3 separate regions of the Homo sapiens genome follow, and regions 1 and 3 are each linked to region 2. The links are chromatin contacts, found by Hi-C in ENCODE. All regions are on one chromosome and are shown on one strand. The core of a region is the stretch at or near the end of the contact, and the rest is flanking DNA. Distances in the headings are between cores, read along the strand shown.

What was found. A loop is a pair of places that touch in the nucleus more often than their neighbours do. Pooled maps may share reads with other maps.
Region 1: a pooled map shows a loop between it and region 2 (12-fold over the local background). The contact joins the promoter of PRDM15 here to the promoter of WDR4 in region 2. A Hi-C loop is called at or near these places in 1 of 168 maps with a recorded cell type or tissue (HCT116), 1 of 37 single-sample maps with no recorded cell type and 6 of 50 pooled maps.
Region 3: a map with no recorded cell type shows a loop between it and region 2 (19-fold over the local background). The contact joins the promoter of TRAPPC10 here to the promoter of WDR4 in region 2. A Hi-C loop is called at or near these places in 2 of 37 single-sample maps with no recorded cell type and 11 of 50 pooled maps.

What each region holds. Positions count from the first base shown.
Region 1 is chr21:41,877,337-41,880,772 of GRCh38, forward strand. PRDM15 (PR/SET domain 15) reads right to left here and starts at 2,008. Exons shown (of 24, transcript NM_001040424.3): 1 at 1,934-2,008. RefSeq lists enhancers at 832-881, 1,882-1,931 and a silencer at 2,082-2,131.
Region 2 is chr21:42,878,080-42,881,493 of GRCh38, forward strand. It overlaps WDR4 (WDR4 tRNA N7-guanosine methyltransferase non-catalytic subunit), which reads right to left and starts at 1,460. Exons shown (of 11, transcript NM_018669.6): 1 at 1,328-1,460. The coding sequence starts at 1,416. LOC105372817 (a long non-coding RNA gene) reads left to right here and starts at 1,633. Exons shown (of 4, transcript XR_937765.3): 1 at 1,633-1,676. RefSeq lists enhancers at 1-485, 486-1,450, 1,103-1,152, 1,183-1,292, 1,363-1,712.
Region 3 is chr21:44,011,043-44,014,550 of GRCh38, forward strand. TRAPPC10 (trafficking protein particle complex subunit 10) reads left to right here and starts at 1,267. Exons shown (of 23, transcript NM_003274.5): 1 at 1,267-1,518. The coding sequence starts at 1,452. RefSeq lists silencers at 892-1,271, 1,422-2,091 and enhancers at 2,642-2,701, 2,722-2,771.

The DNA of each region.
Region 1 (3,436 bases), core at 758-3,257, 1.0 Mb before region 2:
AGGTGCAGCCCTCTCTCCATTCACTACAGCGTGGGGGCACATAACAGGTGTTCAGTAAACATTGGTGGAAAGAATGCATGAATGGCCGAATGAATGAATATCTGCCCACACCAGCACTGTGAGGGGAGCTGAGCAGGGCCATCCACACTTTGCAAATGAGGAACGGAGTCTGAAAAATCATTTAAGTCACCGCTCACCATCCCAACCTCTTGAGCGCACGGGTGGAAGACACAGTTGCCTTAAATCTCCCTTCAATCTGCAAAATGGCAGGACTGTTCTTTCCTGGCCTTCTGTACAGATAATGACATCGAAAATGATATGAGAGCCACATCCTAAGTGAAAAGAGTTCTTTGTCAAATATAATTATTCTAAGACAAGCTAGCAGCCTTCCAACTACAGTTGATTTTTAAATTTATTTATTTGTCTTCTGGAGAAATAACCGTCCCGCCTGCTTCCAAAATGGAACATTTAGCTTGTTCTTTGCTGGCTACTTTGCGGCAAAAAGTATGAATCACAGATAGAAGAAAAACAAACTATAAAAAAAATGGTGTTTTTGCTCTTGAAAGTCTAAATTATAGAGCTACTATTTCTTAATCGTTCACCGTGAGGCAGCGATGTCAGGAAATCTGGGGAAGGAGTGAAGCAGTGAAAACGTGGAACACGTGAAAATGTCCGAGCTTGAAACAAAATACGGTAGTGGTGTGTGCACCGGGGTGGGATCACCACCCTTATCGAGTGTTGACATCATTGCATTCTCCAAGGAGAACTGTCACTGCTACCTTTTAAGGTACATCACAAAGCCAGTGGCTCCTTCACATGTCACCACCCTTCAGGAACCAAGCTAGGTTCTCCAAATTCACTTGAGTCTGGCTTAAGCCAATGTGGTTTTTTTAAAACGAGTGTTGGTAGCTTTAAATACACACACAGGTCCACGTGTCTCTGATCACACACTTGTTTCTACCGTTTTAAACTCCCTTTGGGGACTTGGGGGTGAGGGGCAATTTCTGAGCATTTGTGGGGGAAAAAACCATCCACTACATTAGGGGGTTAAGAAAGGTAAATGGGTGATAACTCTAACCACCAGATAGGAGTGTTTATTTCCATGAGTTTTCATTTCTATTTTCTCAAGGCTAACCCCTGCGTGAACACCTCCCCTCTAGCAGGACGCTGCGCGTGGCCCCCGTCCCCACCTGTCCACGCGAGGCGGGCCTCACCTGAGCGGCCGGGCACGCCCCGTCCCCGAACGGCCACCCACCCCGGGTAGGCACGCGTCACCTGTCCATCCACCTCGCTACCTTCTCTCTGCCACCAAAAGGCTTACGAAAATAAGGCGCAGGGGGTCTGGGAGACCCCATCACCAGGACTCAGCTTCTCTAAACGCGGGGTTGGGGGTCCAGGGACCCCCCCGTGCGACCCGCATGGGCTGTACCCGAGGGCGGGGGATAACGACATCCCCTGGGGCCTCGGCGACGACGCCGCCCGGCGGCGGGGGCCGCGGGGCCGCGGGCCGGGGCGGCGAAGACCCTGCGCCGCGCCCACGGGCGAGCGCGGCCCGGCAGCCCCGCGGCCCCGCGCTGGGCCTGGCCGCGGGCGGGCGGGGGGCGCGAGGCAGGGGACGGGGGCGCGGAGCCCGGCCAGGAGCGCCCGCGGCGGCGGGACCCGGCGGGCGGGCGGCGCGCAGGGCGATCCCGGAGCGGCTCCGGGAAATCCAGCCGGGTTTTGACTCCGATCGCCAACGGTGCCCGCAGCCGGCGAATGTAACAAAGAACAGTCGGCATGGCGGCTGGACCGGGGCGGCGCGCGGCTGCCGGGCGCGGGGGGCGGGGGGCAGCGGGCCCAGGGCGCGCCGGGGCTCGCGGGGGCAGCGGGTGCGGCCCGGGGCCGGCGGGGCGCACGCCGGGGCGGGCGGCGGGCGCAGGGCCCGGAGCTTTACCTGCCTTTGGAATGTGCAGAGCGGGATCGGATCCGGACTCCGGGTTGCGATCCGCTCCGGAAACTGCGCAGCACCGGAAGCCGGGGGGCGGCGGCGGGGCATGGCGGGACTTGTAGTCCGCGGGCGGGCGCGGGGGGCGCAGGCGAGACCCTGGCGCGGCCGGGGGTCCTGCGGGTGGGACTGCGGGGCGCGGGCGGCGTGGACGGGGCAGCGGGCGCGCGCGGGGCGGGTCTGGCCGGAGGGAATTCCGCGCGCGGCCCCCCTCCCACGTGGCACGGCCCTGCCGCCCACGCGCGCGGGCAGCTCCCTCTCCACCTCTCCTCGGACGCGTTTCTTGCGGAGTTGGGGAGTGGTGGCGGTGGGTGGGTCGAGTTTTTCTCTAGAACAGGCCTGGGACTTGCCCCCACTCACGGTGACCTCTGGATTTGGCCGGCGGGGCCCTGGGACACGAGCTCTGTGCCCGCGAGGGGAGTCTGGCCTGGCGGGCTCCGCCACGCTACCGGTGAGCACCGGGCCAGCCGCGGACCTGGCTCTCCATTCTTCCCCGGGGGCCTGTGTGGCCTCTCTTGACCCCCTCCACCAAGTGTGTGTGCCATCACAAAACGTGAGACGGAGAAGGGACAGACTTTTCACCTTAGTCCTGGCCGCCCATATTCAGAGAGGCCGACTGTCTTGTTCATTGCTGCCTGGCAAAAACCTACATTCATAAAGAGAAGTGATGAACCGGGGAAAATGATTTTAAATTGATGCCACAAAAGGGCTCGTTTCCCTCATGTACGTGAAACTCTTGTGAACCAATAAAAATATATATGTATATAGAAAAATGAGCAAAGTGTGTGGATGGACAGTTCGTAGGAAATTCAATGGTTCTTAAGCATATGAGAAGCTATTCAACTACGCTGCAATAAGAGAAAAAAAGTCGCAGTGGGATCATTTTTATTAGATTAGCAAAGATTTTTTAAAACGTTTAATACAACCTGGGCAACATAGCCAGACCTTGTCTCTAAAAAACTTAGCTGGGCTCGGTGGCACGTGCCCGTAGTCTCAGCTACTCAGGAGGCTGAGGCAGGAGGGTCACTTGAGTCCCACAGTTTGAGGCTGCAGTGAGCTGTGATCGTGTCACTGCACTCCAGCCTGGGCAACAGAGTGAGACCCTGTCTCAAACAAAAACAAACAAAAAAAAGTTTTAATAGCATAATTTTGAAGAAACTAGAGAAACAAGCTCCTTTACGGGTAGGAGAATAAATTAGCGTAGTTTCCATTCAGATATTTGTGGATATCCATAAAAATTCTAAATGCACATAGCCTTTGACCCACATGCAGGAATGGTGCCAGAGACGGACTCGCTTGTATGAATGGCATATGTGATCATCACATTTGCTTACATACTACGTGCCATCCCATGGGAAGTGTTGGATGCACCTGGGCACATCCATAGGCTGCAACGCCGGGCAGCCGGAGACAGATTAGGCAAGTGTTGATCTGTGAAGGCTGGTTTCTCTG
Region 2 (3,414 bases), core at 210-2,709:
ATACTGTTGAGCGTTCAGTGGGATTCTGTATACAAATTTCAAAGAGCCATTACTATTTAGAAACATATCTCACCTACCTGAAAGTGTTCCCATGACCCCAGGCACTTACCAACATAAGAATCACCCATTTTCCATACTGAACCTAAACTTCGGTTTATCCCATCCTCACCCCCTGGCACGTATCTTGTACATATTTATAGCCTTTAAAGCGAGTGCACCAAAAAACTTTCCATATGGAACCGTGGACTTGTCTTCCAAGTCAGAAACTCCACCAGCCACTAGAATTTCCTCAAAATGCAAAGACTGAAGGTAAGCAAATCATGTCTAATATATCCACAGCTCACTCTGGCAGATATTAGACCGTGAGTCTCTAAAACAAAATCATCTGGGATATGTGACGGGTTTCTGAGTACAATTTTTGTGAGACCTAACTTAACATCGAATTGGCTTTCTAAAACCAAACGAACAAAAAATATACAGTATATCTGACAGACACGTCGTCCGTTTCAAATATGAAATCACAAATAACCTGGGAAAGGAAACGAGGGGCTGAAACTGACAGCACTACTAATTGCTCCGAGAGTCCTGAGTTAGGACTGTTCCATCAACAAACATTTACTAAGTTAAAAATCCCCTGCGTCGTCCTAGCACTGGCGATACACTAAGGAAGGAGAATAAAATTACGGAAAGCAAAACCCGAGCCGTGCGAAGGGCCACTAGGGAGGTGCGCACTGCGAGCTCCACGTGCACCCTTGGGTTGGGTAAGTGTCGGAGATGACTTGGAGCCCTAAGGAGCAATTAAGGCCAGGTGAGTGGATGCAGGCCGGGAAGAGGGAACAGACAACCCTGCAAAAAGAGGGAGCGCGCTTGGAGGTCAGTGAGCTCGCAGTGAGTAAGCCCCTCCCTTCTCACCAGGGAGACCCGAGACCCGCTTCTTCCCAGTTCTGCAGAGCGTGTTCGGCCGGGCCTTGCTGACTGGTCAGCGTCGCCCCACGTGCTCTACCTACCCGGTCCCCGCCGGCGCCGCGGAGACCGGAAGCGACCCGGCGGCGCTAACCGGGCAAGAACACCGCAGACCAGCCATCTAGTGCAAGGAGCGCGCCGGAGCCGGGGAGCGGACGCCGAGAGCGGACGGCGAAAGCGGACCCTCCAGGCGCAGAGACGCGGCCAGGCCGAGACTGCGGCGGAGGACTCGTGGGCTGGAGCGGAGTTCCCCGGGGTCACCCCAGAGTGGGTGCGACCAGGCGGTGCGGGAGAAGCGGGGTCGCCAGGACCCGACGCGCGCCCGCAGCCTGGTCTCCCTGTTCCAAGACCAAGGCCCCCTCACCTGCTTGCTATGGAGGTGGCCAGGAATCGGCTGCCGCCCCGCACCACCAACGTCTGCCCGCACAACGCCAGTCCCACAGAGCCCGCCATGTACCCGCCCGCCTCACCGCCATACACATGTGCCAGCCCAGAGCCTCTTCCTGTCCGCACCGGTCGGTGACGCCAGGCGCAGACGCCGAGAGATGACGTATACCCCACGTACCGCGCATGCTCAAGGACGAGCCTGCCTTGAGCATGCGTGAAAGGTGCTGTGACCGCCCTCCGGGTTGTGGCTGGTGGCCTTCGGTGTTTCGGGTTTGGCAGTTCACTCACCAAGGTGATCTGATGGAGTGCACTTCGCACGATTCCAAGTACTTGCCTAATGTTCATCCTTTCCTCTAGACGGGGTAGGGCTGGTTCTGGATCTTTTTCCGCGGTAGCTGGAGAGACGTAGGACCTGATGATGGCTACTAGATGCCTGGTAAATGATCCTTCAAGAAGTGAATGAACCGGGGGCCGTGGCTCACATGAAGTCAGCAGTTCGAGAGCAGCCTGACCAATATGGTGAAACCCCGTTTCTACTAAAAGTACAAAAATTTGTTGGGCGTGGTGGCGTGCGACTGTAGCCCCAACTACTTGGGAGGCTGAGACAGAAGAATTGCCTGAACCCGGGAGGCGGAGGTTGCAGTGAGTCGAGATCGCCCCCGCTGCACTCCAGCCAGGGCGACAGAGCGAGACTCTCTCTCAAAAAAAAAAAAAATGTCCAAGATGTGGTCATGGGTGAGGGTGTCTCGGGTGGCGTCAAGTCTGAGGTCGCTAGAAGTAAGCCTACTGAATCTTTGCACTTAGACAAGCCACAGATGCCTTAAAATCTCCGAACTGTAGTGATATTTTCAACCCAAACTATGGTTAGTTTCCAGTGTTCATCCCAAGATCCCCAAAAGCCTCTTACAATCCCAGCATCAGGCACAAAATCTAGGATCTCACGGTCTGTTTTAGATTGGCTTGTCCGGTGCAGCTCCTCTTGATCCAGAGACTTACAAACTAAAAAGATTAATTTTCTCTCCCGTGCACGCAATATATGATGGTGAGCCGGGACCAGATAACCACAATAAATACTTGCATGTGAAAATGAGAAGAGGAGGAGACACAGTAATCACTGGTCCAAAGCAATTCTGAAATCCTACTGGAAGATGTTTTCAGGCCCTACAAGAATAAGAAGTCTTAACCAGGCCCGAGTTCTGCTTCCTGGGAGTATCTCCCCAGGCTGTATCTCAGCACAGCTCTTGCCTCTGCCCTCTTGGGTGTCCCTCCTTTTCCAGCACCTTCTTGGCCATGTTGAAGAATGTGCCCTTTGAGAAACTTTCTCAACCTCCTTCCTGTCATTAGCAAATTGTGAGCCCACAGACCTTTTTTCACTCTAAACTGTTCTGTCCACATTTTGGCAGCTGGTGGTGCTTTGTTCACTACAAGTCCCTTAAAAGCTTTATGGGCTTCTCAAGAATCTGATTCAGGTGCTCTCCATGCCCAAGAAGCCACTCCCACTAGTCTTTTTTTTTTTTTTAGACGGAGTCTCGCTCTGTCGCCCAGGCTGAAGTGCAACCTCCACCTCCCGAGTTCACGCCATTCTCCTGCCTCAGCCTCCTGAGTAGCTGGGACTACAGGCGCCCGCCACCACGCCTGGCTAATTTTTTGTATTTTTCAGTGGAGACGGGGTTTCACCATGTTAGCCAGGATGTTCTGGATCTCCTGACCTTGTGATCCGCCTGCCTCGGCCTCCCAAAGTGCTGGGATTACAGGCGTGAGCCACCGCGCCCAGCCACTTGTTAACATTTAAATCATTGAGATCACCTTGACTTCAGCATTATTCTTAAGGCCATATTTTATTAGCGCCACTCTGAATTTGATCTTTGGCCCAGGTTATGACTTACTTTGAGAACTTGTTACCAACTATTGGGTCTAATAATACTTTCCCCAGCTTCAACCCAAAGTGTGCTCTAAATTCTGCTGGCCAGTTTGTTTGTTTGTTTGTTTTTAACCACACTCTTTTCTATAAGTGTCTCAACATATTCAAGCAAAAGAAACACAGGTTAATCTCAACATTATACT
Region 3 (3,508 bases), core at 17-2,516, 1.1 Mb after region 2:
CTGCTGCTGTTAATGACTAAGAAAGACCAGGTCTCCCCCTTCCCATTTGGTGATTTTTGTTACAGATTAGCTGTCTCCATTGTCCTGTACCTGACTTAGACCAGACAGCACAGAGACCCCAGGACTGTTTCATCTTCAGTGGGTCCCCAAAGAAAAAGACCACCTCGACTAAACAGACTGTTGTAACTATGCATTAGGCCTTATACAGAAAAGACGCTGAAATTCGGTTAGGCTTCCCGAGACGCTGGCTATAGAAACGACCCCAAATTTCTACGTTTGAGAACACTGACTTCCATTCTTTATAATGTTTCCTGGGCGCCTCAAGCTTCGCATTTGACTAAACTCTAGATTCTGACCCTTTTGATTATTTTTGGTTGACAGTTTTTGTCATTTTATGGCTGGGAGTGATGGCTCACACCTGTAATCTCAACACTTTGGGAGGCCAAGGCTGGAGGATCACTTGAGCCCAGGAGTTTGAAACCAGCCTGGAAAACATAGTGAGATCCCGACAAAAGAAAAGAAAAGAAAAAAATTAGCTGGGCGTGGTGGCTGCCCCCGTGGTCCCAGTTACTGGCGGAGGGGGTGGGGCGGGGGGAAACAAGGCGGGAGGATCGCTTGAGCCTGGAAGGTGGAGGCTGCAGTGAGCCGTGTCCCGCCACTGCACTCCAGCCTGAGCCAACTGAGGAAGACCCTGCTCCAAAGAAAAAAAGAAAAAGAAACACCCGCGCCCCGCCCCCCCCGTTTACGTGCACAAGAAGCCCATATGCAGTTAAGTGTGAGGTTTATTTTGTGGCATTCCGAAATGCCGAGGGCCAGGTCCCCACAAAAACATTTGCGGCGTGAGGGAAACGGGAAGAGCCCAGCGGTAGGCGGAAGGCACGCGCCGGGGACACTCAGCGGCGAGGGCCTGCGGGAGCCCCCAGCGCGATAAGGAGCCCGGCCGGGGAGCAGCGGCCCGCCGCGGGACGCCCGAGCTGCGGGGAACGCGAGGGCAGCGAGGCCGGCGTCTCTGGTCCGGGAGCGTCCAGGCTCGCTCACCGCGCGCGAGGCCCGCCTGCCGAGTCCTGGCCTCAGCTCCGGCGCAGGGCCCAGCGGGGCGCCCACTGCCGAGGGAGGAAGATGGACGTGTCCCGGGAGCCCCGCTCCGCCTCCCACTTCCCACCTCCCGGTCCCGCGCGGCCGGCCCGGGCGCACTTCCGTCGGAGGCGAAGCGCGGCGAAGACCCGCCCCGTGAAGCCTCGCGCGCCCCGGAAATGGTCATGCGGCGGCGCCGAGGCCGGAAGTGGCTGAGGCCGGCAGCAGCGGGCGGCAGCTGCGGCGCAACCGGCTCCGGAGCTGCCTGGCGCGGCCGGGCGGGCGGCGCCGCTCAGGCTCGGGCTCCGGCTGGGCCCGGCGCGGCCTCGGGGCTGCCCATGGGGCGCGGGGGGCCGGGCCGGTGACGCCGGACGCCCATGGACGCCTCTGAGGAGCCGCTGCCGCCGGTGATCTACACCATGGAGAACAAGCCCATCGTCACCTGTGAGTGCCCGGAGGCGGGGAGGGCGCGGCGGTCGTTGGGCGGGCCCGGGCCCTGGCGTTATGCACCCGGCGCCCCCAGACCTTCAGCCCCCGGCGCGCTCCGGGCTGGGCCGCTTCCTGGAGGTGTGACCAGGGCTGCGGCTGAGGCGGGGCCCTCTGACTTTTCGGGGACGCCCTCTGACCTTCCCGCCGGGCGACCTCTGACCCCTGGGGGGCGCCCTCGGGCCGGCTGCAGTTGGAGCCGGTGGAACCCGGCGGACTCTGCCCGGGACTGGGCGCGCGCCGGCGTCGAGGGCGAGGAGCGGGGGCTGCCACCGCCCCGTCCCGCCCCCGTTGAGCCGCGCGCCCGGGACCTGGGGGCCCCGGCCTCTTCCGCCGGGCGGTTTTGCCCGCGGGCGCCCTTTCCCCGACTACGGGGAAGTCCTTGGGGGCTCGCAGAGTTGCAGGCGTTGGCGAAGTAGGAACAGTTTGTTGCGGGGTGAAGCGTCAGGCAGAGCCGCCGGGACTGCTTTCGCTCCTACACACTTCCCCGCCGCGCACTCAAACCATTTTACGGATGAGAAAGCCGAGGCTCGGGCGCTTAGGCGAGCTTGCTCCCCATGAACAGCCTCCCGCTCGAGTCTACACTACGGACACCTGGTGCCTCTTGGGTGTCGTGTCCTCCCCGCACCCCTCCTTTAATGCATACACAAAGGAACTGTTTTTCTGTTACGGGAAAAATGTTCCCTAAATTTTAGAAGTGTGACTCTCCAGAGTTAAATACGGTTAAGAACAGTGAGCTTATGGGAAGTATTGAAATGTTTGTTGGTTGGCTTTTAGGTGACTTGCAGAGAGGTGTTTCAGACTGTTACGATTTTTGACCTTTGACAGTATTCTGTATTTTCATGCATGTATGCAGTTAGTTTTTTTCTAGTTGTCTTTCGTGCTTGGAAAGGAAGCACTCTCTGTTGCAAAATCTGGGTGCCCAGGCCACAGTAGACTGTATGTCGTGAGAACTCCTGTTTCCCTCTCACTCTGTCAGCGGGTGTGCACCTGCTGTGTTCCTTCCTGTTAGATCCCTGAGAAACTGTATATTGAAGGTTGAATTTTGTTGCTTCAGCTTTAGGTGATAGACTTATTTCTTTCCTTCCTTTTGCTTTATTTTGTCTCTTCTCCTCTCCTCCTCTCTCTTTTTTTTCTACAGAGACCTAGACGAGATGATAGACTTTTCTTAGGGAAGTGGACTGTGTCTCATTTAAAATTGGAGACTTGCATAGTTCAGCAGTAGCTGTCTTTTTTCCTCCCCAGAATATTTGTCAGCTGAAAGTCTTTTCCTACTCTGCACCTTCAGCCCCAGAGGGCAGATGTGGGTAGAGCTGGTCTGCAGGCCCTGCAATTTCCCAGGGGCTTTCCCAGTGCTCAGGGAAGATGAAGCCATGCGCAGTTCATGTTAAGTTTTACTGTCTTCCAGAGGTTGAACATTTTTCTCCTAAAGTGCTGTGCACGTTGTGAATGCTGGATACACATTCATTGCCTGTACGGACATCCACACATCTAATTTTATCTTCTACCTCCTAGCTTGCTTACATTTCAATAGCAATATGTATTTATAGGCATTATGTAAATACATTTCTGAGGAGAAAGTTCCTAAGCTCTATTGGATTCAACCATAACTAAAGGGGTAAAGTTTGTTATCTGGTTGCCAGTGTTGGAGATATTTAATGTTTAGTTTTGTACATGCGTGCATCACGGACAGCTGAAGGATGCGGTTTTCTTTCCTACAGATTTATTGGATTGTCATCTTGGTGGTGGGTTTTTTCCTGTGTTTTGAGCAGCAGAGTGAATTTTTTTTTTTCCTTCTTCTTCTTTTTTGAGACGGCGTCTTTCTCTGTCGCCCAGGCTGGAGTGCAGTGGCATGATCTCGGCCATGATCTTGGCTCACTGCAACCTCTGCCTCCCGGGTTCAAGCGATTCTCCTTCCTCGGCCTCCCGAGTAGCTGGGATTACAGGC